Regions from separate parts of the Mus musculus genome. Here all the other regions are linked to region 1. The links are chromatin loops, found by intact Hi-C in ENCODE. Cell type or tissue: heart. All regions are shown on one strand. Each heading gives the region's core, and the rest is flanking DNA. Links, peaks and the distances in the headings are about the cores only.

Region 1 (5,921 bases), core at 401-5,400:
GAGTTTCCCTGAGGTGCCCTGTGAGTGATGGGAATTGAACCCAGGCCCTGAACTAGTGCTCTTGATTAGCCATCTCTTCAGTCCTCATAATGAAATCTTTTTTTAAAAGATTTATTTATTATTTATTTTTATATGTAAGTACACTGTAGCTGTCTCCAGACACACCAGGAGAAGGCGTCAGATGTCATTAAGGATGGTAGTGAGCCACCATGTGGTTGCTGAGATTTGAATTCCGGACCTTTGGAAGAGCAGTCAGTGCTCTTAACCACTGAGCCATCTCTCCAGCCCATAATGAAATCTTTCTAAACGACCATAAACATATTTTTGTTGAGCTGACTCCACGGATAAAAGGACCAGTTGCTAAGGTTAATGGCCTCAGTTCTATACCCAGAACCCAGATGATAGGAGTGAACTGACTCTTGCAAGTTGTCTTCTGACCTCCAACAGCTGCATAACACACAATAAATAAATTTTAAAATTTGTTATTAAGGTATAATGTAGATATGGTAAAGATTATTAATTTATGTGTATGTTTGGACATGCCCCAAAATTCACGTAATCATAAAAGATCTAAAAACCAAGATTCCTTAGTGCCCTTTTTTTTTTCTTCTTGTACTTAACAGGACTTTATTGGTTCAACAATGAACAGCAAAGGAAACATTAACTATCACTCTGGGGGCGACATCATGGAGACATCAAAGTTACCCGTGGAAAAGTACCTCTTTCATATTTATCTCCCTCTACCCACCCTGGACATCCAATTGAACGCTGTCCTGATTTTTTCTTTTTTTTCTTTTTGGTTTTTCGAGACAGGGTTTCTCTGTGTAGTCCTGGCTGTCCTGGAACTCACTCTGTAGACCAGGCTGGCCTCAAACTCAGAAATCTGCCTGCCTCTCAAGTGATGGGATTAAAGGCATGTGCCACCACTGCCTGGCTGCTGTCCTGATTTTGAATCAATGATGAAAATGTTCACTCTTATACCTAGCTTCTTCTGCACAACATACTTCTGTTGATTTAAAATCAGAGAGTGGAAATAACATGTGTGGCAAGGATGTGGGAAAACAGGTATCCTCAACTTGCTGGTTGAAATGTAACCTGAGAAAACTTTTCACAAAGTAGTTTAAAGTACATCAGAACCAGGTTTGGTGGTGCATACCTCTAAATCCAGCACTTGGGAGGCAGAGGCAGGTAAATGTTTGAGTTTTGGCTAGCCTGGTCTACAGAGCTAGTTCCAGGACAGCCAGGGCTACACAGAGAAACTTGGTCTCAAAAAAAAAAAAAAAAAAAAAAATAACTGAAAAAAAAATAGAGACAGAGTTTCAGGAGCTAGACACTGTGAGTTCATGGTCCTCTCAGTCTATATAGCCAGTTCCAGGCAAGCCAGGGTTAAATATATTTAGTAAGACTCTGTTGAAAAGAGAAAAGGCTTTGACATAAAGGTTTGCCTAGGATAATTAGGTAGCTACAAAGTGTGGAAGGGCTTCAAATATCAGGGTGACTGTTTTCTGACTTATCTCCCTAATTAACAGCTCTGATCCTTTGTGTGCAATTCATGTAATTTAGTGGGTACAGGGGTACAGTGTTATTTCACAGCAGAGTACATTAAGGAGTTTTTGAACATAGGAACAATGTGAAGAGAGGTTTTGTTGTTGTTGTGGGTTGGGTTTTTTTTTTTTTGAGTATACATCCAATACTACCCCAAAGAAATAAGATGGCAAAAGATGGTACAAAGGGGTTAAGTATGGAACCTTGACTTTGACAGCAATCCAGGTTTGCCCCCTTTAGTGAGACTAAGTACTTCAAGAGTCAGAAGCTGCAATCTACAAATAGTCATGGGAACCGGACCCCCACCCCCTCCCAACCCCCAACTCCCTCAAACAGGGCATGGCTTTCTAGACACCGAAGCTTCTGGAGAGGATCACCTTCTCACTCGCATCTAGCTTCATTTCTGGCTTCCAGCGCTCTCCTAGGCCAAGTCCTGGTGATGCCGTGGAACTCAGGCTGCAGAGACAGTCCTGTCCTCAGGCCACTTCAACACCCCACCACATTTACCTGGCTTCATTTCCTATCTAAGCATCTGCCCCCCTTGAGTTTTTCCCATCCTTTCGTCACTAGCTAGTGATTTACTTATTCCTTCCTCTTTGTCACCTACAGAAAATAAAAATCTGGGTTTTAACAAGCCTCTGGGGTCTGGATACTTAGAGGGCTGGGGTTGGGGACAGGGGCGGTGGTGGATCGCGGGCGTGGGGGGGGGGCAATTGTCTCCCACTCCCCTCCCCCACCCTGCTGGCGTCATCCGAGGTCGAACTACCAATCCCGGCATGCCTCTGGGCGGCACGGGCGCAGGCTTGTGTGCGTAGCGGTTAGCCGTTGGCTGAGGCGGCGGCTGCGCGGGTCGCGGTGCTGTGAGGTCAGGCGGCGCTGGCAAATCGCGCCCAGGATGTAGAGCTGGCTGTGGCCGACGGCGCGTCTGACGCTGAGTTGGGTGGGGTAGAGAGTAGGGGGCGGTAGTCGGGGGTGGTGGGAGAAGGAGGAGGCGGCGAATCACTTATAAATGGCGCCCAAGCAGGACCCTAAGCCGAAATTCCAGGAGGGTGAGTGTGCCGCTTTGGGGAGAGGCATCTAACGGTGCACGGGAGAGAGGCTGACTCAGGGCGCTGGAGGTTTGGGGGTCGGGGTCGGCGGGGCTTGCGGCCGGGGGAAACCGTGCAGGCCTTGCTTTGTAAGGGGGAAAGGCGCACTGCGGAGGGTAATCTCAGTGCGTCATCCGCGACAGTGCTCGGTGGCGCGAAAGCGAGCCCCCGGCCACGGCCAGGGCCGAGGGCATCTCCGTGCGTGTGGCAGAGCCTCGGCGCTTGTTTGTTTGTTTTTCCGAGAGCGGAGAAAGTCTATTGAAGGGAGGTGCCCGGCGGGCGGGTGAGCGATGGCGACGGCGACGGTTGGGAGGTGATGTGGCGTGGGGGAGGGGAGCAGCGGCAGCGCATCCTCCCCGCTTAGCTCTCGGCCGCGGGCCGCGCGGGCGACTGTGGGCCGAAGGTTCGAGGCTGTTGGACAAACGAGCGGCTCTGTCTCGGCGTTGTGTGGAGTTCTGCTGTTGGGAGGACAGGGGATGGGGGGTGGGCTGTGCGCCCCGCGGCGGGAGAACTGCGTTGTAAGATGGCCGCGGCAAGATGGCCGCGCCATCATGGCTGCCGGCGTCTCGCAGCTTACACGCAGCTTCGGGCCAGATGCAGCGCCCCCTGGCACGGCGATCACGCGCAGACCAGTTCCTCCTCTTGCCTCTGAGTGATGGGTGGGGACAGAAAAAAAAATAAAACTGGAGCCGCCCGAGCGAGTTCCTAGGCTTGCTGTTGCCTGAGGGCATCGTTTTGCTGTTTTTGGAGCTGTGCGCCAGGGCCCTTTAAGTACTCTGTGCTCTGCCGAGCGGTTCTCGTGGAAACAGTTTTTAGTTCCTCCTTAGGGCGTTTCCATCTTGAGATGCATGGCCTCTTTGTCATTTTTAAATACAGTAGTTGCTTGACTGGTTGTAGTAGTATTCGATTTTAATGGCGATTTGAAAGCTAACGCTTATTAGTTGGCTTTGACTGAGAACGTTGCTGATGAACGGTTACTGCTAATGGAAAGCAGTTACTCGGTTCTCACAACTCATCTGTCGAGGTGATTTACTGATATACTAAAGGAAATAAAACTATAAGCATAAAAAGGAACACTTTAAACTTGTTACTGCCAGATACGGCCGTCTGTGTTTATCATCATACATGCTGGGTCCAGGCGCTTGCGTAACTCCTGTTCTAGGATGTTTAACCAGTAAAGTGCCAGACTTTTAAAAGTCTCAAGTTCCAAATCGAAACGTTTTAATTAATCGATGTACAAGGACAGGCGGATCTCTGAGTTTGAGGCCATTCTGGTCTACTTAGAGCTTTTCAGGACATCCAGAACTATACAGAGAAACTCTTGTGTGTGTATGGGGAACGGGGTGTTGCTCTATACCCAGTGGAGGTTCAGGGAGTGTGGAGACCTGCGCAGGTGGATGGATCTCTGTTAGCTCATTGTCCAGTCAGCCCATGGGTGAGCTACAGCTAAAGTAATCGACCATCTCAAAAACTAGTGTGAAGAGTTAGCTACTATGGAAGACACTGAGCTGGCTGGTCCTCACTTGTAGATAGTGTAAGATGGTGTACACTGTAGTTTTGCCAACTCTGCGAAACAGTTGGTTTCCTTTGTAATTTGATGTTTTATGTAGCAGAGCATGCCAAGAGGCCCATAGATTTCTGATTGTCAGAGCACAAAAGCTTAAATCCTTGGTTGATGTTAGAAACTAGAAATCAAGAATGGTTGATAATAACCCAGAGAACATCTAGAAAGGAAACAGTGTTGATGGGATTATTTTGAAATCTTGGTAGAATTTTGATAGTGAAAGGTGGTAACTTTCCATTTTGTTGATGTTTGTGTTGCATTATTTTATGTGTGTGAGTATCCTCAGAAGCCAGAAGGCGGCATTGGATTTCCAGGAACTGGGCCTGCTGGGAATAGAAATGCTTCTCAGTTCCTTGTGTGTGTGTGTGTGTGGTGGTGGTGGTGGTGGTGGTGGTGGTGGTGTGTTCTTAAAAAATTCATCAGCCCAGGGCAAGATTTTTGTCATTTGAGAGTAGAGTGGATCTGAGGATGGAGAACTGCCTTCTTAATTTGTCCTTTCCACTTGTTAGACTGATGTACATCAGTTAGTTAGTTGTGTGTGTGTGTAAATTTTCATTATTCAAAGAGCCTTACTTAGTGTAGTTTTTAGCTGAAGCAGCCAATTTTAAAAAGGTATTTCAGATTAGTTTAAAAGATAACCTGGAGTGAAATCAGTAATCACAGATCTGAGCTTAGTGCTTCTGTTTAATAGTAGCATGTTCTACCCATTTATTTGGGTCTTAGCTTTGGACTGTTGGAAAAGAAAGTCTGGTCAATTATCCATCTTTATTCAATGTGGGCTTAGGTTTAGTGATGCTTTCAACAGTTGAGTGGTACAGAATTTTATAGAGCCATGATGTTAAAGTTACTGGACCTTATTCTAGAATTCTAACAGTAAAGGTCTCTGGTGAAGCTTATGAAAAAAATAGCTTAAAAATCACTCGAGTCTAAGGATGAGTTTGAAGAATGCTCCCATGGCATGCACAGATCATTAGATACAGAGTCGTTAGATATGGTGGTAGGAATCCAGAAGGTGGTCAGGATCAGCATCTCCCTTCTACTTTCACATGTTTGTTCTGTGTTCCACCGGTGGCGAACAACATGTATCACTACTTTTACACACTTGTTCCTGCTGTTTGGATCCTGCTTTGTGAACACTCACAAGGAGTTCTTTACTGCTTACTGGGAAGTAAGAGCACAGAAAAGGATCCAAACATTTGATTGCCTATGCATCCCTTAGTAATGTGAAATGCCTAGCACACAACAGAGCCAGCAAACAGATGCTTTAAGGGCACATTTTAAGAGTGAGGAAAGGGTCTCACCATGTATAGTCTTGGGTATAGAACAGACCGGCCTTGAACTGGAGATCTACCAGCCTCTCCTCCTGAGCGCTGGGATTAAAGTTGTATGCCACCATGGCAGGCCCATAATATATATTTTTATATTTTATAATGTAATTTTTTTTTGTTTGTTTTTTTGTTTTTTGAGACAGGGTTTTTCTCTGTGTAGCCCTGGCTGTCCTGGAACTCACTCTGTAGACCAGGCTGGCCTTGAACTCAGAAATCCACCTGCCTCTGCCTCCCGAGTGCTGGGATTAAAGGTGTGTGCCACCATGCCCGGCCTATGATGTAATTTTTAATGTGGTAGTTTTTCCAGCATTAGACTAGATTAAATTTTATAGTCACATACTTGTTTGGATACTTAAGTGAAATGTGTAGAAAGCAAGTAGGCTGAAAATAATGTAA
Region 2 (5,921 bases), core at 434-5,433, 48 kb before region 1:
AAGTGGGGACCTACACAGGAACAGAGCCTCAGAGCTGAAATTGCCTTGGAATAGCAGCTGGCACCACCCAGCAGGGGGCCAGTGGCTCATGGCAAAGTGTCCTGCCAGGTCAGGTTTGCCTTGATATGACTCTGCTCCTGCCACAAAGCACACACTGCTGTGATAAAGACTCTGTCACCCCCTAGGTGACAACTCCCACTTCAGAGCTTCTGCCAGAGAAATGCCAACATTGTACTAACCTTCACCTCACTTCACTAAATTACAATCCAGCCCTTCAAATGACCTGCAGAAGTACATAGACTCAGGGCTCACAGAGCAATGCAGAGGAAAATACAATGGGGGGCGGCGGGGGGGGACCAGCTGGGCAACCCAGGAGACCTTGAGAAAAAAAATTAGTCCTAATTCTCCTAAAACCTGAGCCAAGACCGTGCTCTTTGATGCTCCATTCAGTAGCAAGAGCCCATGCTCAGAAAAAAAAAAAAAAAAAAAAAAAAAAAAAAAGTCCACATCCTCGGAGTCAGAAATTCTGAGACCAGAAACAGGAGGGCCCCATATTACATATCTAGAGGGATTACAGAGACACATGCTCCACACTGGTGGGCAGCAGAGTCTAGATTAGTGAAGAGAGGGTGACTGGCCTGCTGGCACCCCAGGCAACAAATCCAAATAGCAGGACTCATCAAAGACTCATCAAAGAAATCCTATGGCGTTTGTCTAACAGAGTAATAAAGATAATGGCCACTACTTGGCAGTTACTACCCAGTAATAAGCAACTGATCTTCAGTATTTCGGACCTCTTAAAAAACCCTAAAAGGTGGACCTCCCCTGACCACACACACCTTCCAAGGGCCCAGGAGCAAGGGATGTTTCTGCTTTCTCTTTCCACTGCCCCCCTCTGACAGTTCACGCTAATCTTTTAACCTGTTTCCATACCCATAGAAGAACTTTTTATACATGTTGGTTGCCTTGCAGTTCTGATAACAGATTTTGAGAAATAAGAATGTGTTAAGGCTAGGTCCCAGCAGGTACTCACACACTCACACACCCAGACTTCTCGAATGTTACTGTTAGATTAATCCCAAAATGCTGTTCTCCTCGGTGCTTTAAATGTCCCTGGCATCCAGGCCCACAGCTACAGTATCTTGACCAGGATGGCAAATGGCCTAATCAGGCTCAGGGCAGATCTTCCTTGAGGTCACCCCTGCCCCATGCATATTGGTCCAACTCACTCAAGAGTTCATTCATCCCTCCAGTCCCGTCACCCCTGTCATACCCTTGAATCCCTCACCTGCAGATACATAACCAGCCCCCATTTGGCCTGGAGCGTGCTAAACACGGGCTCTGGGGTCTTCCACATCCCTGACTCTCACAGTCCCAGGCCCGCTGCTCCGGACTCTCCAGAAGCGCGCTACAACGCAGGTCGCGGCCAAACAAGAGCCTGGATGCTGGCCAGAGGCTCGTCGGAGGCCGGCCGGCCAGGCGGGGCTGGGAGAGTTAACCCAGGGCGGAGGAAGAAGCTCAGGCTCCCCCATTCCCCTCCCTTGAACACTTGGGGGAGGGGGAAACAGGAAATGCAAAGGCGATGGGGACTCGGACCCCCACGTCCGCCTAGCTGGGAGGAGAGGCGGCGGACCCCGGTAGACCTGCGACCTGGCGCGGTCCCCAGCAGCGTCCTGGCTAGTTTGCTTTCCAGGAGAGTCACCCCGAAGGAGTGTGTAAGAAGCCGTCTCGCGCGAATCGTCCAGCCCACTCGGAGGAGCGCTCTCCTGGGAAAGATGCACTCAGCGCAGCACGCGCGGCAGGGAAGCCGAAGCCCGAAGAGAGTGCAAGCTCACTCCAGTGGCAAGTCCCGGATGCCAGCTGAGTGGACAACTGAAGGATGGCTCCCGGTAGGTGCAGCTTCTCTCAGCTGCCAACACGACCCCAGCTGATCCCTAGTCTCAGAGTAAGCCGGTCCTGCGCGGGGTGCACAGAGAAGCGGCTGGGATTGCAGAAAGGGTGGCAGGGTCAGACGGGTCCCAGAGGCTCAGCCACCCACCTGATGCAGGTCCGAGGACGCGGGACGCCAGAGCGCACAGGATCAGGAGGAGACTCGGACCACGGTGCATGGCCCGGACGGGGTGGCCGCAGGACGACCCCTGTGCACTCCTTCGTCTACGCCGTTGCGTCCCAGCCGGGCCTGGGTCCGACTCAGGACATGCCTGGCTTTAAACTCTTCCCAAGGTCCGGGTCCTGACTCTAGCCGCCGGGCAGCTGCACTCGCTCCTCCGGCAACAAAGACTGCAAGGCCCGCCCCCTCAGCCAGCTGCCGAGGCAAAGAAAGAGAGCGAGAAGCCCAGGAAAAAAAAAAGAAAGAAAGAAAGAAAGAAAGAAAAGGAAGGAGGGAGGGCGGGAGGGGGAGCAGGGCGCCCACCCCCGCCCCGCCCGGCGGGCTCCTGCCCCCGCCCCCACCGGTCTCGCCCCGCCCCCGCCAGGCCTCAGCGCCCTGCGGGCGGGCCACCTCTTGCAGAGCACGGTCCCCACCCTACCAACTCAGGCTCCGGACCGCCCGCAGGGCTACAGACGTCCCCCTGGCGGTGGTGCGCGCCCAGGCCGTCTGTATCCTCCGAGATCTACCCCCCCCCCCGTCCCCTCCCAAAAAAAATCTGGAGTTCTGCAGTTTCTTGTCACTATCTATGCTTCAAGAGACATTCTTGGGTATGCGTCCCAGGCAAAGAATGCCTGCCCTTCAGAGAAAGAAACCTGGAAACCCCCAAGGAACGGAGATGGCACAGCAAGGAGGCACGATCCGGGGGATTCTAGATTTGTGTCCAAAGTCAACCTAGGAGAAAGACTTGGGCCCTTCTAGACTGGGCAGCAGTTCGCTGATTCCTTGCCTCCAGATGCTTTCAGATGTCTGTTTTCCCTGGACTCGGCACAGCGTTCTGCCAACAGCCTAGAGACTCTGGTGGGCCAAGACAGTGGCTACAGACTTTCAGAAGGGACCCTGGTAGCCTGAAAGCCAGCCAACCTTGCTTCATATTCCTAAAAATCTTCTGTCCTTGGTGGCCCTAATCCACATCCCCTTTAGCCTATACTTCCAGGAGCAGACTCAGGAGAACATGCACGCGGGCGCGCGCGGGCGCGCACACACACACACACACACACACACACACACACACACACACACACACACACACACCTTCACTGAGCCTGGTTCTACCCTGACAGTGATGTACTTGTACAATCCTTCTTCTCCCCCTTGGCCACTCTTTGTGCCCACCAAGGTACACAGGGACCCATACGGCTCATTGGCAGTTTCATGGTGTTTCTCCTACCAGAGAGCTCACTTGTATCTCTCTGCTGTCCGGCTCTCTTAGCTCTAGGGAGATGTGTGTAATGCATCGACATCTGCTCTCCTCACAGTCATCCTCAATGTCTCCATCTTAGTTCTTTTAGGTCTTGGTACCACCTGAGGCTGTGACATCCCCTGCAGCGGAGATTGTTGTTGGTTTATTTCGTTTTGTGTCCTCTAGTCCCTTGTCATCTTTCTTCTCTTTACCCTTTGACCTCTTCGGGCTCCATCTTCCCTCTCCCCCCCCACCCCCCCACCTCTGACAGTGGCAGGAACAACAAAGGCTATCCCATCTTCCTGAACATCTCCCACCCAGTGCAAAGGTACGGAAAGCTGGCACCTACTTTCTCTTTCTGAATATGCAGAGCAAACACTTTGCACTGTTGGAAAATGATCTCACCAGGACTCTGCAACCCTCTCCCTCCGTCTTCCCAAAAGGATTCAGTTCCAATATTTTCTTCTGTCCATGGTTTCCATGAGCTACTAACCCTCAGTCTAAAACATTCTATCCCTAGTAGACACTGATGTACCCCCTGTGGCTACGCATCCCTTGTAACTCCTACTTGTCCCTCTGCCCTCTTCTCAAGCTTCTCCAGAGGGTTGTTCATAGCAGTTGCCTCCTCCTCAGTCCCTCATCTACCCTCATACAAGCCTCAAAGCCAGAAATCTTTAGATTGATCGGCCACTGCATCCTGGACATGTCCTCTTCTTAGCAAGCTGCTCAGTCCATAAGTCCATAAGTGCTAGGTTTTGCTGCAGGACCAAGGGATGCAGCTGTAAAAAAAAAAAAAAAAATCAATGAGTCCAGACTCTGAATGAAGTCACATAACAAGCACATAGGAAAATGTTGAAATGGAACCAGCCACCACGAAGCACACTGAGGAAAATAAACAGCTTGAAAACAGAGATCTATTTTCTATGTGATGGTCACAGAAAGCTGCCACGATTACATATCCATTTGATCTGTGAACAACAATGACCAGACAGAAACAACTGCATGAAAGAAAGAAAGAAAGAAAGAAAGAAAGAAAGAAAGAAAGAAAGAAAGAAAGAAAGGAAGGAAGGAAGGAAGGAAGAAAGAAAGGAAGAAAGAAAGAAAGAAAGAAAAAAGGTGGGCACATACTTGTCAAATTTTCAGGCCTAGCTTTTATATCACTTCTTCCAGAAAGTCTTTGCAATGCCTCGTCAGGGTTCCAGAATACCCTTTCATGGCCCTAATCACACAAACCAGCCATTGCCTGGTATGGGTCTGCCAGTCCCACCACTGTGAACTACTAAGGCTGGCTTTTATTGGTCTTTATGAACCTCACACCCAGCACAGCATAGCCTTTCCTGGCCAACATAACCTGTTTCCCTTATTTCTTTAGTCAGTCTCCAAGGCCAAGCAACAGACTAGAGGCTTGGGGGAAATGCCACACTGATGTTTCTATTTTCTTTTTATTTATTATTTATTTATCTGGATGTTTTGTCTACGTGTATGTCTGTGCATCAGCAGGGTGCCTGGTGCCCAGAGTGGCCAGAAGGAAGTCAGAACCCTTGGAACCGGAGTTACAGACGATTATGAGCCACCATGTGGTTGCTGGGAATTGAACCTGGGACCTCTCGAATAGCAGCCAGTGAGTGCTCTTAACCACTAAACCATTTCTCCAGTTCCTAAAATTTGTATTTTCAAAGTCCACAGCTATCAACATCTCCCTCCTGTTTCTATCCATGTCCCAGATCCTGGTCTATATTCTGTCCACATACACTGAGTACCCTCCCTGTAAACCTCTTTGGAAACTAGACTGAACACAGTGGTGTTAGTGGCTTTTTAACAATTGTGTTACAATTTTCCTCTTACCCAGTTAGCTAGCAAATAGTTGAGACTGGACCATTTTATTTAACAAGCTTTAAAGGCACAACAACTGAGCAGTATTAGTCTATTTTAATCCTCTAAGCTAACTCGCTATCTCCCAGCCAGAATCCCAGAGATGCTTGCATTTTATGGCTTTCTCTGCAGGAGCTTCTTTCTCACGGTATCTCCCGGACTTTCTCGATGTGGTGCCTACCTTCGACCCCCAGCCCAGTAACTGAAGCCCTGCCTACTTCTATTCTCCCCAGTAATTGAATGTAGCCACTTTTATTCAGCCAATAGCTTTACATTGGAAGTGAGGTTTATACAACAAAGCCGGTGTAATTGAGAATTTGCTTGCCTGGAGACAACCAGATCTTGGGGTTCAGAACTTAGCCTTTGTATACACAGCACCAGATGAATCCCCAACACATCCCCCTTTTGCCTAAATGGAAAGCTTCTTTCTTCTACACTAATAAATGACATATAACAAATATGAAACAACTATGAAAACTATTAAGTAGGAATTACATTTACAATGTCCAGTCTGTCTGGTAAGTTTTTGGTAAAGTATTCTAAAATCTATCCTATCTTGGTAAGTTTTGAATTCTGTACCTAAATAATTTTCTATATAACTTGGATATGCCTATGTACCTGTATATAACTAACATATATTATATAACTATATAGCTAATAACTTGTACTACTAATTAAAATATAGGTTATTAATAACTAATAACCCATATAACCAACAAC
Region 3 (5,921 bases), core at 399-5,398, 410 kb after region 1:
TTATGTACTTTATGATTCATAGGCAAAAGCAACCAGTTGGCAGAACCTTTGATCCACACTCATATGTGTTAGGATCAGGGAACAGGGATCGGGAATACCTGCCCCTCTTGGTTCAGCAGTACAAGACAGGATAGTTTCTTCTAATAGAAAGGATGTTTAAGGGGCTGGAGAGATAGCTCAGAAGTTAAAAACACTTATTGCTCTTGTAAAGGACCCAGGTTCTGTTCTCAGTGCCCAATCCAAGGCCCTGTCACCAGGCACACGTATGGTACACATACATGCAGGGAAAACATTCATGCACAGAAAATAGAAATAAATATTTGAAAATATTTAAAAATGCTTTGCAACTCCAAAAAGAATTGTTCTGTAGAAGCTGATAAGTCCTAGGAAAGCAACATTGACACCAACATACCCTGCAATTTAGTTTGCAAACACTTTCTACTTTCTCCGTTTTTAAGAATTATTGCTTATAATTCCATGCTAACACTAAGTTATTGGTGAATTTTCTATCAATATCCATATAGTGGCTACATGGATTTATTTCTTTTTGTTGCTTTACCAGTTGACATTTAAAGAAAATGAATGCATAGTGGATCAGGTGTTCTGACTATATTTTCATAATATTTACTCTTGGTCGATGCTTCCTCCCCAAGTTTTCTTCTCTCTCCCTTGTCTCCCTGCCCACTATTCATGCTTAAACCCTTCCACCTCCAGGATTCCTCTTTCCACTTTTGAATCACATGAGTTCAACTAGAGAACATGGACCCACAGTCACCCTCCCTCAAAACCTCTTTCCCCTATCTCATGAACTCCTTTCTAGTTTCGTGATGTGGCGGGGTTTGAATAGGTATGGCCCTCATAGACTCATGTGTGTGAATGCTTGGCCCATGGGGAGTGGCACTATTAGGAGGTGTGGTATTGCTGGAGTAAGTGTGGCCTTATTGAGGACAAGTGTTACTGTGGGGGTGGGTCTTGAGGTTTTCTATATGCTCAGGCTACTCCCAATACAGCACACAGTCTCCTGATACTTGGATCAAGATATTAGAAAGCATGGCTCTTTTCATTTAATATAATGATTTTCAGATCCATCCATATTTCTTTCTCATCAGTTGCATCTATGGATAAATGCTGATTTTATTTCAGAATCCTAGCAGTATGCTGGAGAGTGCTCCTGCTATGTGGGGTAAGGATGAAATGGCACAGAGAGGTCATCTTACATAGCCTGTTTCGCCTTATTTTACTTTTAAACGTTTATAACTATGAGATCAGAAACAAACACAGAACTATAAAATATTAATGACTAATTCAACAAAAGTTCATAATGTGAATCCCTAAAGCATCCTTGGGTAAGTTTCTGGCTTCTTTCACTTAGTGACACCCCAATTCTGGCTTTTATTTTTCTAATGCCCACCCCTGTCTTTCTTTCCCTTGCCTTATCTTCTTGGTTGTAATTGAATGAAAATCTCAATTGTAATAGTATACTCTTATGTTGTAACCTCAACTTCAAAGGAAAGGAAAGGTTTTGTGTGTGTATGTGTGTGTGTGTGTATGGTGTGCAAATGTATGTGGTATATGCTCACATCATGTACATGTGTGCAAGCTTCTCTGTGTGAGTGAATGCCAGAAGAAAACATTAGTGTCTAGAACTGTCACTGCCCATCTTATTCCTTTGAGAAGGAGTCTTTGACTGACCCTGGAGATGAGGCGGCAGTCAGTAAACCCTATAGATCCTCCTATTTCTGCCCTGGACAGTGATGATGTTACAGGCATGCACATATCCATGCACAGCTATCTTTCTGTGGGTGCTGGGATCTGAAATCAGAACCTCACGCTTGCAAACAAGCATTAATACTCACTGAACTATTTCTCAAGCTCCAAAAAGAAAGATTTAAGTGTTTATCATGAACCATGAAGTTTGGTCCAGTTTTAAAGGATATTAATGGCAATCAGGAAATTATCTATTATTCTAAGGCCACCAAGAGTTTGAACCACGAACAGCTATTGAATTTTCTCATATGCCTTTTCTGCATCTGACACGCGCCTTTAATTCCAGCACTCGGGAGGCAGAGGCAGGCGGATTTCTGAGTTCTAGACCAGCCTGGTCTACGTAGTGAGTTCCAGGACAGCCAGGGCTATACAGAGAAACCCTGTTTTAAAAAAACAAAAAACAAACAAACAAACAAAAAGGATACTTTGTAGCCTAGAACTCAGAAATCTGCCTTCCTCTGCCTTCCCAGTGCTGGAATTAAAGATGTGCACCACCAAAAGAATTTCACACGTCACCTCAGGAATAGGGCAGACAGATGTGGTTTTTGTTTTCTTTCAGATATTCTTAATTTTAGGACTTCTCACATATGATGGAATATAAAAATTCAAAGGCACTTTAGAACTTGTCTAACATTACACTTAGCTCATGAATCATCTCTACAGCATCTTCAGAACATGGCTGTTCACCTGTCTCTGCTCTAGCATATGCAGGGGTAGAAACTGTGCTGCCCATTAACTCTCTTCCCGATAGATACTTCTTATGTTGAACTGAGATACACCTCAGTGTCATTCATGCTTAGCACCCAACTTTTCCACATGGAACACAGAGAACTAATGATCCCAAAGGATTTGTAGAGGCAGTGTGCTTGTTGGGGTTCATATAGCCTTCAGGACCGTGCAGATCTGGGTTCAGCTTCCGGCTTAGCTATTAATGAGACAGGTGAACTTGAGTATTGTAGAAGATTATTCAACAGTCACAAAATGCCTTCCATCCCCAAAGGCTCCCTCTTTACAACAACATCTCACCTTAGGGGTAAAATCTATTTCTCCTTCTTCTTATATCTAGATCAGCGTTGGACTCTATTGGCCAGTAAAATGTATAGAAAGTGATATTGAAAGAATTCAGAAACCTAGCTCTTAGAGAACATTGCTATCTGTGCCTGGGTCCTTTTGGGATATTTCTCTGAGTATGTCACATAATACTGAGTATGTCACATAATAGCCTAGCTTGTACCTGTTTGGCTGGTAGGAAGTCCAGCAATCCTCTGAGAGGGGCGTGAGGATTATAGGAAAGATGGAAAAGAAGACTCATAGACAAAGGTTAGAAATGAGGAGGGCTGTCCAGTCTTGAGTTTAATTCTCTTAGGCTTACAGTATGTCGGGAAACAAAGTCACAAGCCAGCAGAGACAATGGATGATGTACATTTGATATCTGTACCCATCCGGAAGCCTTCCTAATCCTGCTGTTCCTTCCTCCAAGATTAACAGAACATTTAGCCCCTTGCCGTGAAGTTCAAGTATATCCCCTCTTATTGTAGACCCTGGTCTGACTTGACTCTGCCTGACAGGCAGGCTTTCACAGAAGCAGGCAAGATGACTTCCCGCAGTAGCCTCCTAGTGGTGAGAGAATGCCTGGAAGAGAAAAAGGCATTAGAGCCAGTAACCTGTATCTGCCCTAGACATGCCAGTGGGGTTATCTTGCACAGCCCAGCACAGATGGACTCTAGATGAATGTAGCATCATGGGCAAATCCAGGGAAGACTGCCTGACGTTCAACTGTCCAAAACCATGGACTCACAAAACCATGGAGATTATAAATTGAGGCTGGCTCAAGCTGCTGACACACAGAAAAAGTGAACAATGACAAGAGCTACTGAATTAAACATCCCGGGCTCCTTATCAAATAGGAGCAAACTTATTTTTTTTAAAGACATGGCTACTAGTGAATATTAATTAATATAAACTATGTTGAGCTGGTTACTCAATTAATATAAATTATGTTGAGTTGAATAGTGAGATGACAGTGTGTCTGGTACATTGTTAGTGCCCGCACACTTTTAAAGCTTTCATTTCCTATTGGTTTTTAGCTTCCATGCTAAGTCCTGCTATTTATTTATTTTCCCTTGGGCATTCTCTGTTTGAGTCAGCTTCCTGGCAATGTCTATGCTGGCTTCCTCCTAATCACATTCCTTTGACTAGTGCCCCAAACGGAAAATAGCTCTCCTAAAACAATACAATAGGTACCACCTGATCACTGTCTGCTAAGGCAATAATTTATTTTTTTAAAACTCAGGCATTTTCTCTTGTCTTATATGTAGTTTGATGCTGATTCCAATTCTGCCTGCTCCAACTTAAAGAGCTGTGAAACCAGGCCTCTTCTTTTGAACCACTGCAGATTCCCCCTCCCTCCCCCACCCTCCCAACCCCCATCCCCACCACCTGGAACTTAAATGTAGCGCTTCATCTTTAACTTGTGGGAACTTCAGTTTTGTTTTGTTTTGTTTTGTTTTGTTTTTCTTCACTTGATTTTCCAGTTAGATGATTATAACTTTCACATCTTCAAATACTCTTCATTAAAAATGTTAAGAGTTGGAGGAGAGATGGCTCACTGGTTAAGAATACTTCTAGAGGACCCCAGTTTGGGTCCCAAAAGCCTTATCAAATGAGTGACAACTGCCTGCAATTCTAGCTCCAGGGGATCCAAAGCCTCTGGCCTCTTTGGAGACCTGCATTCATATATACATACTCATATACACACATGTGCATACACATAATTGAAAATAAGAAATATAAGTCAATGTTAAATAGGACAAGCAGGGAAGGAGCCCCAAGGCACACAGCTCAACACCTCTTTCACATCTAATCTAGCACAGAGATAGTACATTTTATTAATAATTATATTATGGGTGCTGCTTTCATGCACATTAGCTCCTTGATACAGGATCCAGTATGGCCAGTGGTAGTGTATGCCAATTTTATCTATGTGGTAGTATATATGAGTAGTGAAATTCTTTGTTAAAATTAAGATTCACCATATCTAATAATGTTCTACTGACAGTAAGTGTTTATGTATCAGCAAATATTATAACATGTAATGTCTCTTTGTTTATGGACTATGGTGAACATAAAATCATATATATCCTTCTTAGGGCAGTTGTCATGAATAAGACAATAAATCAACTTGTCTTTCAACACTTTTAGAAGTTAAAGGGGATGGCAGATTCTCTCTGAAAAAATTTTCAATGTGACCCGAATGCGAAAACATAATTGAAATCCTTTAGATGCTTTTATTTCCAGAAGGGAGTCTGTGTGCAAGAAAACCTGTTTTCCCCCAGTGTAGCCATGGGGTTTACTTTGTTGAACACTTCTTCACCTTAGGTAGGAGGGGGGAGTGGAGGATCCGTCGCCTCCCTTCCCTGCGGTTCCTTTCTAGTCCATCGAGTCCTCCTAACTACTGAATGTGTTCATTACGTCCGGGATTTCTCCGGAGACGTGGCAGACACTAAGTGACAGCAAGTCAGAAACAGACTAGAAGCCCAACGGTTTCCGAGTTGAAGGGACGCACTGAGAAGTACCCGAGTCCAAGAGCCGCATCAAATACAATAGCGCCTAAACTCAGTGATGCGCTTGCGCAGCGGGCGGAAAGGTTCCCCGCCCACCTCTCTGGTGTGCGGCTGCGCGCGGAGTGGCCGCCACCCGGAACCGCTGTGCTGAGCTCGCGCCACGTCTCTTCAGGGGGCCCCTCCCCTCTCCCTGCTGTCCCTGCTGTCGCTGCGCGGGAGCCTAGAGAGGACTAGGCCCGGAGCATCATGGTCCACGAGGCTCCGCACGCTTCATCCTTCCAGATGCTGCTACAGCTGCTGCTTCTGCTCCTGCTCCGGGCCGAGCCACTGCGGAGCGCTGAGCTCACCTTCGAGCTGCCGGACAACGCCAAGCAGTGCTTCCACGAAGAGGTGGAGCAGGGCGTGAAGTTCTCTCTGGATTACCAGGTGCGGCCCTAGCCGCGTCTCACTGGGGCTACTGGTGCGCCGCCATCCGGAGCGGCCAAGATTAGCCACCAAAGGCTGAGGGGGTCGGGGATAACAACCCCAGACCGGTTGACTTCTCCCTGAGAAGAAACGTTTGTATCTGCCAGAGCCCTCCCGAAGTGGGCC
Region 4 (5,921 bases), core at 299-5,298, 150 kb before region 1:
AGTCCTACATTCCCGACACCCTCAAGTAATCACTGGCAAGTGATGTCTTATAGTTAGGGTCTCTATTGCTGTAATAAAGAACCATGACCAAAAGGCAGGAACCTGGAAGCAGGAACTATGGAGGACTGCTCCACACAGCTTGCCCTCTTATGACTCGCCCGTCACTGTTTCCCCAGCCTGCTTTCTTACTTCATCCAGGACCACCTGCTCAGGGGTGGCACGGTCCACAGTGGGCTGGACCCTCCCACATCAATCATCAATCAAGAAAATGCCTCCCAGACTTGCCAGCTTCCCCCCCCCCCCAATTAAAATTCCTTTTTCCCAAAGGACTATAGCTTGGGTCAAGACAACAAAACACTACCAGCACAGTGGTATTTTAAGCAACCATCCTTATTTCCAGGTCATAAGGGCATTTGTGCAGCAAAACAACTTCTATTTGTTTGCCTTTTAAAATGTGTGAATTATTGTTGTGCTTTATTAGAATATAATCTCCATGAGGCTAGGAAGTCACTGCCAAGTCTCCAGTGTGTGAATCCTACACAGAACGCCCTCCATAAATTTTTTTTCATTCAGTGAACAAACCAGGATGTAGAGAGGCAGTACATACTTTGGCTTCCATTCACAAACTCTACAAATATTTACCGAACACCCACTCTGTACCAGGCAACAGGCGCTCTCATTTTCGTAGTATGAGCCTATGACTGGCTGGACACGGATTTTAAAATCAAAGCTTATTCGGAGTTCAGGGCAGTGTTAAGTAGACTTTCCTTAGTTTTTTTTTAGAAACCCACTCGTGGAATCCACGCTCGCATAAAGAAACAGAACTTTTTCTCCCGGGATAGGGCGGACCTTGAATGCCCAAAAAAACAACTAGTAGAGGACGGGTGGAGCTAGCCTGGATCGCTAAAGAACCCAGGCTACCCACGCTGCGGGGGCGCGGCGGGGGCGGGACTACAAGTCCCAGGCTGCTCAGCGCGCCACGGCCCTGCGGAGGGCGCGGCGCGGGGAGGTGGGCGCTGCGGCGGCGGCCCGGAGGAGCGCGGGGCGGGAGCGCGGGCGCGGGCGCCGGCGGCAGGCCATGCCGGGGGCCGGGGACGGCGTGGAGGAGAGCTGCAGTGGTGGTGAGGGAGCGGTACCGGGAACAGGCTCGGAGGCTGGGGCGGTGGCGGGACGGGAGCCCTCGCGGCTGTGCGGCTACCTGCAGAAGCTGTCGGGCAAGGGCCCGTTGCGCGGCTACCGCAGCCGCTGGTTCGTGTTTGACTCGCGCCGCTGCTACCTCTACTACTTCAAGAGTCCCCAGGACGCTCTGCCGCTCGGCCACCTGGACATCGCCGACGCCTGCTTCAGCTACCAGGGCCGCGATGAGGCTGCGGAGCCCGGAGCAGATCCGCCCACACACTTCCAGGTGCACAGCGCCGGTGCAGTCACCGTGCTCAAGGTGGGACGATCGCGCCCCGGTGCCCACTCGTGTCCCGTCAGCAGATTTCCCCCTCCACCTTCCTTCCTTGTCCCAAAGGCCTCCTCCTGTCCTGCCCAAGCCTCTCTTTGCCACTGCCTACTCTGATTCCTTCCTCATTCTTATCTTTTTTTGCCCTTTACCTGTGCTTGGACTATGAGGCTGAGTCAGGGTTGGGGGTTACACAGCTAATCTTTTGACACTTTGACCCATTATCTCCCGATACGCCTTTCCTCGCTTCCCTCCTGTGTCCACGCTCACCATTCCTTGGATGCTGTGGGAGACCCTCCCACAGTTGCAGGCTTCCACCCTCCATCCCTGCCTAATTTATAACTCCTCCTGTGACCTTGGGTCCTCTGAAAGACCCCTCTGTGCTTCAGCTGCCTGCTCTGTAAAGTGGGGACAACAGTATTGGGATTAAGTGGTTTCCACTCTCAAGTGTTTAGTAAATATGGTACATTGAGTGCTATAGCCAGAGGCAAGTGATACCAGGGCCCCGGGAACTAATTTGCCACAGCCCCCTCTAGAGAGGTCGGGGTACTCCAGCAGTGCCCACTCTTGCTTCTTGGAAAAGGTGGGAGGGGTTGCTTCAGCTTATGGGAGGCTTCCTTAGGCTTCCCCAGAGAGATTTGAGTATTGGAGGCTTGGCAATGGTCACCAGTCCCGGGGCAGCATTTCCCTGTTGCTGAGAGTTCTAAAGGCCAGGACCTTGACATCTCCTAGGAATGGTCCTGTTTGGAGCACCCAAGGGCCTGGACCCCTGGCCTAGGGCTGGGCTGCCTCTCACTCTGGGCCTTGCTCCCCGCTTGGTTCCCTGAGTCTCCACCCTCCTTTTTCTGGCTTCTCTTCCGTCTTGCAAGCTGGGCTTTCTCCAGAGCCACAGGGCTGGGCTTGAAGCAGCAGCCCTCTCAAAGCTGGCCAAGTGGAGAGTGGCCTTGTGAGCATGCAACTGTTCCTGAGCTCTGCAGACCGTGCAGCAGCTGGAGCTGTTCCCTGAAGCCCTTTCTCAGAGCTTTGTCGACTCAGCAGAGTCTGACTGGGGGAACAGGGGTGGAGGGGGGGGGGATGCTGTGATGTTCCCCCCCACTAGCAGATGCATAAAATGTTTCTCTAAAGGAAGCCAAGCAGGCCTGCAGTTCAACTTGAGGTAACTCAGTGTCTGTGTAAACTTGGGACTGGCTCCCAGAGCGTCCACAGGGAGCTTTGTCAGAGGCAGATGCTTGCCCTCTGTGTACATGTGGACCCTGGTGAATTTCCGGTGGAATTGCCTGTGAAAAAAAGAAAACTGAGCTTCCTGTTTCAGATTCTCTCAGATAGCTTTAGAACTCTCTCCCTACCAGGTCTTTCATTTTTTAAAAGCATCTAAGCAGCGGCAGCATCTGCCTAAGTGAAGTTACAGTGCTTAATGGACGGCTTTGGACCTGGATAGATTTGAACTTGCAGCCTGAGTCATCAACCATGTGGATTGGACACATTTTATCACTTCTCTGTCTAGTTCCTGCTTTGGTCTAATAGGAATTTCACCCCTCCCCCGCCCCCACCCACCCACCCCCCCCTCCCCCCGCCCTGTGGATGGCAGCAAGGGCTCTAGGAAACATTACGGAAAAAGGCTGGCACGTTGTAAGCACTACCTGGCAGACATCTAAAACAGCAGGCACTGTCTTTGACCGAATATGTGGTATAGTCTGTTGAATTAAATATTAATTGGGGACTACTTAACAATAGTCATTCTGGTCATATAACAGAATGTTATGGGTAATAAACAGGAAATCAGAGTTGTATGTGTCAGTCTGTCTGTCACAAATGTAAAACTGAGCAAGGAATAAGTTACAGAAATGATACCTTTTATGTAAGGATTAAGAAGTTTATATGCAGTATCAACCTTAAGGATCTATGCTGTGCCCTGCAGGGAGTTGGGAAGCTACGTCATAGAGACAAGCCCTGGTTTCAGGGTGGTAGATAACTCTGATAGGAAGATAGGATTATGGAAGGGGATGGATATTCTAGGGCTTCTACTCTGGCTCTGCAAGGCATTTCACCTGAGACTGGGTCATAGCTGCACCAGGGTTGATTGTGTTTTACAACGTATCCTTCCATAGCCCTGGTCAGCCTTGCACTCAGAGTTTCAGTGCCTCTGCCTCCTGAGAGCAAAGATTTAAACTTTTTTTATTTTACATATATGAGTATATGTATATGTCCTGGTTCCTGCACAGGCCAGAGAAGAAACCTGAAAACTGGAGTTAATTACAGTTGTGAGCTGCAGTGTGGGTGCTGGGAATTGAACCTGGGCCCTCTGTAAAAGCAGGTGCTCTTAAGCTATTACACTTCTGGCCCCTGATACTGTTTTGTTTTGCCTTTTTAAGAGGAGGAGGGGGACACGTTCTCATGGGTTACTGACCCACCTGATTTTCATTCAGATTTTCACAGGCTTCATGAATATTCATGCAGACCTTTTTTTTTAAACTTTCTTTTATTTTATGCCTACATTTATGAAAGTGTGCCGTGCCTGTGTGTGTGTGCTGTGCCTGTGGAGACCAGAAGACTTAATCAGATCTGGAAGCAGAGTTACTGACAGTGGTGAAATACCAGGGAATTGCTAGGAACTGAACCCTGGTCCTCTACGAGCGCAGCAAGTGCTCTTAACCCCTGAGCCGTTTCTCCAGCCCTCATGCAAGACGGTTTCCTATGGAAAGTTAGAGTGTTGGTCTGACAGAGGTGGTGGGAATGGGAAAAGGCAGGGCTTTCCTGAAGAGAAGGGCATCTGAGATTCAGGGGCCAGAGTCAGGGTGGCTTTGTTCTCTAAGTGGATTTTACGAGACTGGGAAGAACTGCTTAAGAGGACCTACATTTGATCCCCAGCACCCAAGTGAAAGCTGGGCATGGCATCAATGTACCTATAACCCTGCTGGAGAGAAACAGGGTCCCTGGAGCTGCCTGGCTAACCAGTCTAGTCAACTGAGGGCTCTAGACACAGCAAGAGACCCTATCTCAAAACATCCAACATTAATTAATCTCTCTCTCTCTCTCTCTCATAAGCATAGGGACAGGCACATACATACATACATGCATACATATACACACAAGGAGAACTTCAGGACACAGTAGTTCCTCCTGAGCTGCTAGAGTAAAAAATGTACATTGGAAAAGCGGGAAAGGACCGGTCATCCTCCTTCTCATGTGATCTGATTCCCGTGAGCATGGAAGCTTAACACAAAGGCCAGGAGAGACCGCGGTTTCCAAAGAGCCGGTGAGGGCTTATCCCTGCTCCAGTTCGAGTCTGCATATAACTGCAGGCGCCATTTCTTCTGGAAAGGATGAGTTAAAAAGAGAAGAAAAGCAGTGATTTGCTTATTACGTATCATCATGTGTTTCTTATTTTAAGCATCTTGCAGCCTTCTCCGGAGAAGCTGTGGCTTCATTGGGCTTTTTCAAAATGCCTGACTGCTTAAGTCTTAATGAAAGCTGAGACTGGAATTTCTTGGTAAACTCCTCTATTCTTAAAGTCAGGGATCTGGTCCAGAGCCCTATTTTACAGATGCAGGAAAGGAGGCCTGAGAAGGGGCTAGGATCTGCCTGAGATCACAAGGCTAGACTCAGGCCATCTGAAAGCAGAGTCTCTGGCAACGGGGAGTGTTCAAGTCCCATTATCTGCTTTGGCAAATCTTCTCTCCAGACTTTGGGTTCTGTCTTGTTTTGGACTAGGTAAAGTCTAGTGGCTTTCTGCCTTCACTCAGTCCCTTGTAATGCAGCGAGTACCTAGAACCTTGTCCTGTCTGGTTCTGCTAGCTGGAGGCATTTTAGCTTTAATGTAGAAGCTACTGCAAAGGCCTAGAAGAGGCAGGTGCTTCCTGTGGAGTGTATGCAGGGTGCTAGAGGCTTCTTTTCCAACTTTCCTGGGACCAGAGGCATACCGATATTTCTAGATTTGAACTGGTATTGGGAGTTAAGAAAGCATGTGACTGAATGTGGGCAAAATTAGGACGTCCTTGCCCTAGCTGATCTCTGCAGTCCTTGGAGCAGGATATATCATCATAGTGGCCACAAAAGAGTTTCCTCCGTGTTCTCCCTTTCTTGTAAGCATTTGGTGCTCACGTGGACATGTGTGTGTTGCCTGTCCGTTTCCGAATCACACGTAACTGAACAACTACGGATCCCTACTCTTCAGCCCCGTTTTGTGAGAGAAGTGCCCATTCCCTGGAGCTGAGCGGCTCTCAGCTTAATGACAAACATTTGTTGGTGTGGGTAATCATAGTGTGCTGGACACAGAATAGATGTGGTAAACCAGTCTCCCTTGCTGAATGCTTCTGCTAAGCTGTTCTGCACTCAGGCGTCTGTGTAAGGTCGTGAAGCATTATTTAATTCTTAAGATGTGGGAACTTGGCTTTTCATTGATGTGTTATGGTTTCTCAGGGAGGCAGTTCCTTAAAGGCAGGCATATCTGTTCAAGTTCCTAAGATAGTAGCTT
Region 5 (5,921 bases), core at 399-5,398, 85 kb before region 1:
CGAAGACAGAGGCTAGATGCAAGCCCGATGTATGAGGCTCTGCTCCTGTGGGCAACTAGGGGACTTGAGGGCACACTGCCAAATGACTGTCCTTTCATATCACAGCAGCTTCCCTGCTCATCCTTGAGTTAAATGTAGACTTGTAAAGGAAGAAATAAACTAATTTTTATTACATTCTGCCTCAAAAGGTAGGTGTAGTCATTTGTGACAGAAGCCTCTACGTGGTCTTGTGGTATGGGGTGTACATGAGGGCCTTCTCCAGTTTGCCAGCCTCATGATTCTTATGTGTCTTCTCTTGGTTCCACTGGAATGGGAGACAGGGTGCCCTTCTTGACACTGGTAGGCCTCAGTTGCCCTGAGTACCATGGGTGAACTATGGGCAGAGGCTGAAGTCATAAGTGAAATGCTGCCTGTTTCCAGACAGTTTACCCACCCCACACCTCCCCCCTTGGGAGATAGGCACCCTTTTGCACCAGCTGTGCATGCCCAGCCTGAGTCACGGCTTGTTTGCCTCCTGTCTGTGTGGACAGCTCAGGCCCAGCTGCCACGAGGGACTCCCCCAGACATCTCTGGAAAAAACCAAGAATGATTAGGACCAAATGTCTTTCCGACGGTGGGAGGGGGGGGTGGGAGGGGAGTTCAACCAGGGCTCTTCAGTGTAGGCCTAGACCTATTACACTGCTGCTGGTCTTTGGGAGACAGATTTATTCAGCAAGGCCAGGGGAGCTCCTAAGGCCACACAGCATTACTACAGTAATGGCAGAGGCCAGAGCTGGGTCACGGACCCTAGGGCTCCGCCACAGTGCCAGCCCCTGCTGTGTACGAGTCTTGGGCAAGGAAATGGCTCTGCTCCCATCTTTGTGAGGAGTTGCCATGGGAGTGGATTAGGCAAGGTTATAGGAAGCCATTACTCAGAGTGGATCCCTGGGGCCTCTTTGGGCCCACGGGGCTGTTGCAGGCACAAGTAAGCAACAAATCCAATAAGCTTCTCCACCCACAGCATGGTAGTGCCTGGACGCACACAAGCCACCAGGGACTTGCTCTCCTGAGTGACCTGATAGACTGCCTGACTTTGACCGAGCCATGTACCGGGAGCCCAGAATAGGAGGTAGGGGTTCAAGGTTTAAGAGCTATACTGAGCCTGTACCTCCTAGGTATGTACTCCTGGGCCAGTCCCTTCCCTCCACTGTGACCTTCTCACCTGTTTGACTTCAGGATGAGATGGCAGGAGCATATGGAACCCAGAGCTGGGTGAACATCTTGACCCCTGAGAGCGCCAACCCCCACTCCAGTCTCCCCACTCCTAGGTAGAGCAAGTCACAGGACAGGCGTAACACTGACTGGGTCCACCCCCCTGATGCCCTTTCATAGTCTCAGGGAGCGACTTCCAGTGTGCCCATGTTCTCAGTGGCCGAGTGCCTTCATGCTTCCACGTGCACCTCACTCTGGCAAATAAAATGGGACAGGTGCCCCCCTGGAACCTCAGGGCCTCAAACTTGGAGGAGGACCCATAATGCCATCCAGAAGACTCCTGAAGATGGCTCACAGCCAGAAGGAAAGGGCAGTCAGGGGCCTAGCCTGGGAGGAAGGCTTAGTTATTAATACCCTATCACTAACCAGGATCCTCTTCAAAGTACCTGCATGCCCAGCCGCTCTCAAGTAGCACATCTGAGCCTTACCTACTATCATGCCCCAGGTAGTCCCCATGGGAGACAGGACAGCTTGATGCATGAGTACACCTGCCTCTATTTCTGTGAAACACAGGTCTCTGAGGACCTTCATGGAAGATAGCAGGCAGAGGTGAAGAATGATCAGGGACATTGAACAGGACTCCCTGGATCTCTTGCCAACCTGTACCTCCTGCAAAGACCTTCCTGCTCATACCATGTAACCCTCTGGGGATACCGCTTCCCTAGAAGCCACCTCCACCGCCTTCAAGACCTTGCGTGTCTACATTAGGCTGCTTTTCATGGCCTCTGTGCTGGTTATGCTGATTTGCCCCCAAAGAAACAGAGAAGCTGCTGACTGCTCTGACTTCCAACAGGGGACAGGGTAGTAGCCATTTGACAAGAGGTGGGTAGGGCGGGGTCACATTGGAGAGTCTCCAGATCCAAAGACAAGGCCAAACCACTCTGAAAGGGTAGATACTCATTTATGTAAAATAATAACAAATGTGCAAACTGTTAGAATAAAAAAATACCTTTTCTGAAAGGAAAGGGGGTCCCCAGCCTGCCACCGTGCAGGGGTGGGGTTAGCACCGTTAGGGCACGAGGAGCAGGGGGCTCCACCGCAGCCTGTGGTGGGGCACTGAGGTCTGTGTGTCAAGGGTCAGTCTGTGCATTCTAATGGTGCCTTCCTCGGTTTACCGTCTGGCTACCCGCTGATGGCCTCGGGAAGGGACACCACGACTGAGTGGGGGACATGAACGGCAGCACTGAGCGCGGATGGTGGGCAGCTGGCAGCGGCCCAGCAGGCGCAGCGTCTCACAGAAATTGAAGGACAGGCGATCCCGCTCACAACCTGGGATGGGAAGGGAAGAGAGGAGAGGAGGTGCAGTGGTCAGAATCAGTGGGCATGGCCTCCAGAACCACACTTTGTCACCCCGTGATTCAACTGAAAAGCCCCTTTCCCTATTGCCTTAGGAAGAATAGCAACCAACAAGAAACTGGGTTTCTGAAGGATAGCCCCAGAATCAGAACCCCAGGTCCCCAGCTCTTGTCCCTGCCTCACCTGCCCTTGAACTACTGACAGTGTTGGGACTTAGCTTTCTGGAAGAAAAGTTCAAAGACCCCATCCTTTACCACCTCAGAAGATACCCAAGAGCCTACTGGCAGCGATGTAAACCTCTCGGCCCCATCTTTCTCCCTGCTCACCCCTGGTACTGGACAGGATCAGGCCCACCACTTGTCAGTGTGTCAGACACTGTTAATATGCATCCACTCTACAGTCTGCCACCTCCATTGGTCCCACATGCCTTTGCTGTCATCACTGCCCCACCCCCATACACACACACACCCTCCCAGTCTCCTGTGGACCATGTTCACCCTGAACCTTTGTGTGGCAGGACAGCCTATTTTGTTGGGTGGTGAAGCCCAGAAAGTTGGACTTGGCCAAGGCCACAGAGATCATCAGTAGGAACCAAAGCCTGGGTCAGGCCCCTGGTGGCAGGGCACAGGGAAGGGAGAGTCGTCAGCCCTAGTTGTCACAATCTGAGGCCTGGCTGGCTCTCCCGGGAAGACTATTTTGGAAAGTGGCTTGCGTCCAGACCCTTGGCCTTCCTCCCAGTGCTACTGCTTTGCTGTTGCTGCTGCTGAAGCCACAGCTGCCCAGACCCCTGCTTACTTCTGCAGATTCCCTAGGGAGGAAGCACAGGAGGGCAGCTGTGGGCCCTGGTCTGGGACATCCCCAGGTGCAGCGGAGGGAACAAGACAGCAGACAAGCCCCTCCACCCTATCCTTTCGGCAGCAACTCCAAACTGACACACTAGTTCCCCTGGGTGACCTCCAGCAGACCTAAGCACTGAGTGAAGGTTTCCTCTTGATAACAGCCCCCACCTCCCTGGGGAAGGTCACATGACCCGGCATGTGAGCTGCCTTGCCACGGTGATCACACACCCTGGAGTTTCCAGGATTTCCAAATGTCCTGTTGAACAATCCCACAAACCATCAAAACATCCTGGAAGCTCCAGGAACTTGCGATCCTAGAGTCTTCCCTGATTGGCTCCCTTTACTTGAGAGGGGGAGGGTGCTGGGAAGGCGGGTAGGGGCACAGGGAGGCCCTTCACATGGATAGGCTTTGGGTCCCTGCTAAGCCCACCCTTCCCATTCCTCTTGGAGACCTTGCAAACCCACAGCCTCCTGAGCCACGCTATTTCGGATAGAGCCTGAATTCCTGCCCTCTCCCTATCTGCACCACCTGGGACCATAGCTACCGTATTCTCTGCCAACCCTGAGCTTGACGAGAGAAACAGAAGAGAGCCATAGACATTATCAGCCCCAAAGGCAAGCACTGTGGTATAGCACCCAGCTTAGCTGTGCTGAGTGTCTGTGGGAAAAATGGAAGGAGATGATGAGAGAGAAACAGGCAGGGATGGCTTAACATCTCCCCGGCATGAGGCAATGGGATTCAGAGCAGAATGGCAGAGCAGAAGTTGCTCTGGTCCTGAGCCAGTACCACCAGGAACCAGCTGCTGGTAGTGAAGGCTGTGCAGAGCAGGGAGAAGCAGATCGGGGCTGACGCCCAGCCATAAACTGTCCTGGGGACAGGTGCATAGAACCAGTAGGTAAATGCCAAGCAAGCTCTTAGGTTCCCTCAGGTGTCAAGGGGTGGCCTCAGACTCCCCATGCCTTTGCAATGGAAGACAGTAATGGCTGCCAAAAATGGGAGGGAGGGGGTAAAGCGGCCTAGCCTTCACGGGCAATACTGAGCCTTTCACCGGTAGACCCCACTAATACAAGAATAAGGATTGACCATCCCTTTATGCATGAGGAAATGACAATCCAGATAGAGAAACAGAGCCCGAGACAGGTACCCAGGTGTGACTCAAGGGCCACACAGTTTCCTGTGTTCGGCACTGCTGGGGACAGCTGGAGCTTCAGGAAGGAGGTGATTTCCAGAGCTACCTCTGGCTCAGACCTTTCCTCCATAATGGCCCAGCTGGCCAGGAAACACAGCAGAAGCAACACCACCCTGGGAAAGAGTCCTTCCTGTGGCCCACTGCCACCTCTGGACAGTTATCCTCCTAGGAATAGGCAGTGCCCACAGCCCAAGGACATCTCCCTTCACTGTGGGGACTAAGACCCCAAGGGAGAAAAGCTTGCCACTGCTGGAGTCAGGAGGCTCCTTCCACTTCCCGAGGCTACCAAAGCTGCCTACAGGATGCTTGAATCTTTGGGATTCCCCTTGGCTGAGTCCCAGTTTAGGACCTTGGCACCCTGTGGCCTCCCAGTGACGGTGACCATGGGGTTTGAGCCAACTGTAAACAACAGCAGCTGTTCTAGGACCGACGATTCTCTAGTTCCTAGCCATCCTCCCCTTATCCCACCATCCCTAAGAGTAAGGAGACACTCACGTGGGGGTTCAACCAGTTCACAGTCCTCAGTGGCACATGGCCGTGAGCTCTCAGGCCACGCCTCATGGCTACACAGGTCACTGTCTTCCTCTGCCAAGCCGGTCTGAGTGTTCACACATCTGACCAGACGCCGCTGAACACCACCACCGCAGGGGGCTGAGCACTGCATAGGAGAGAGGAGAGAACGTCTCCAGGACCAGCCATCACAGTCGGGGACTGCCCATCACTGGACAGTACCACCCTCTCCAGGAAGCCATCCCTGACTAGAGCCTAGTGCTGACCTCCCCACTGTCACTGGGGGTATCTGTTCTTGCAATGAGGGCAAGATACAAGTAAGAGGAGATGCGAAACACACACAGGATGCCTGCACAGAGAAGGCAGACCCTGAGATGAGGCACCATGGTACCCATGAGACACAGAAGGTGTGGCTACCAGCAGAGAGAGAAAGCGTGTCTCAGGTGTGGTCCCCACCCTGAGTCAGCCTGTTCTCAGGTTTAATCTCTGCTGGCACAATACAGGCTCTGCCGTTCAGATTTGTCCACTCCTCGCTCCATGCTGCCCCCAATTTAAAGATGAAGGGGGAAAAAACAGCCCAGCAAGGCAAAGCACCTGCCCAGAGTCATTCAGCAGCCAGTGGGTCAAGCACCCAATGAGCTTCTTGAACCAGTCAGCACCCAGTAGGCTCAGCAGCAAGCTGCCCTGCCCTGCCCTGCCCTGCCCTGCCCTGTGGGGCCTCTCTACTCCCTTCTGCCAGAGCGGTCTTTGCTCCATTCCCTGAACACCCCGTCATTCCTGCCTCAGGCTCGGCACTTGCTGTTCTCTTTATCCCTCACTTTAGCATCACTGACGC

The links. A loop is a pair of places that touch in the nucleus more often than their neighbours do. Peaks named below come from ENCODE experiments on the same cell type or tissue, not always from the same donor. Only the 100,000 strongest peaks of a DNase experiment are listed, where the experiment ranks them.
Region 2: it touches region 1 in a loop (2.3-fold over the local background); 7 of 42 quality-filtered maps call a loop at or near these places.
Region 3: it touches region 1 in a loop (4-fold over the local background); 3 of 42 quality-filtered maps call a loop at or near these places.
Region 4: it touches region 1 in a loop (3.0-fold over the local background); 2 of 42 quality-filtered maps call a loop at or near these places.
Region 5: a loop joins it to region 1, with 8 times the contacts of the local background. A loop is called at or near these places in 3 of 42 quality-filtered maps.

What each region holds. Positions count from the first base shown.
Region 1 is chr9:90,111,209-90,117,129 of GRCm38, reverse strand. Morf4l1 (mortality factor 4 like 1) reads left to right here and starts at 2,310. Exons shown (of 12, transcript NM_024431.3): 1 at 2,310-2,594. The coding sequence starts at 2,555. In heart, for the core only: a CTCF peak has its summit at 3,248; DNase peaks (open chromatin) are centred at 1,999, 2,399 and 3,249; H3K4me3 peaks cover 3,711 bases; H3K27ac peaks cover 2,410 bases.
Region 2 is chr9:90,159,432-90,165,352 of GRCm38, reverse strand. Adamts7 (a disintegrin-like and metallopeptidase (reprolysin type) with thrombospondin type 1 motif, 7) reads right to left here and starts at 2,375. Exons shown (of 24, transcript NM_001326351.1): 1 at 2,039-2,375. The coding sequence starts at 2,108. It overlaps 9430062P05Rik (a long non-coding RNA gene), which reads left to right and starts at 4,917. Exons shown (of 2, transcript XR_003948203.1): 1 at 4,917-4,950. In heart, for the core only: a CTCF peak has its summit at 2,557; DNase peaks (open chromatin) are centred at 1,872, 2,112 and 2,532; H3K4me3 peaks cover 2,264 bases; H3K27ac peaks cover 1,808 bases.
Region 3 is chr9:89,704,581-89,710,501 of GRCm38, reverse strand. Tmed3 (transmembrane p24 trafficking protein 3) reads left to right here and starts at 5,459. Exons shown (of 3, transcript NM_025360.2): 1 at 5,459-5,756. The coding sequence starts at 5,577. In heart, for the core only: a CTCF peak has its summit at 3,381; no DNase peak of the experiment used is centred there; H3K4me3 peaks cover 460 bases; H3K27ac peaks cover 482 bases.
Region 4 is chr9:90,265,869-90,271,789 of GRCm38, reverse strand. It overlaps Tbc1d2b (TBC1 domain family, member 2B), which reads left to right and starts at 1,021. Exons shown (of 13, transcript NM_194334.2): 1 at 1,021-1,438. The coding sequence starts at 1,079. In heart, for the core only: no CTCF peak of the experiment used is centred there; DNase peaks (open chromatin) are centred at 999 and 2,339; H3K4me3 peaks cover 2,465 bases; H3K27ac peaks cover 2,346 bases.
Region 5 is chr9:90,196,313-90,202,233 of GRCm38, reverse strand. Adamts7 (a disintegrin-like and metallopeptidase (reprolysin type) with thrombospondin type 1 motif, 7) reads right to left here. Exons shown (of 24, transcript NM_001326351.1): 23 at 5,072-5,234; 24 at 2,132-2,520. The coding sequence ends at 2,363. Tbc1d2b (TBC1 domain family, member 2B) reads left to right here. Exons shown (of 13, transcript NM_194334.2): 13 at 1-187. Among named protein-coding and RNA genes, the nearest start is that of Adamts7, 36 kb to the right of the region's middle. In heart, for the core only: a CTCF peak has its summit at 3,165; DNase peaks (open chromatin) are centred at 2,423, 3,583, 4,243, 4,743 and 2 weaker places; H3K27ac peaks cover 1,132 bases.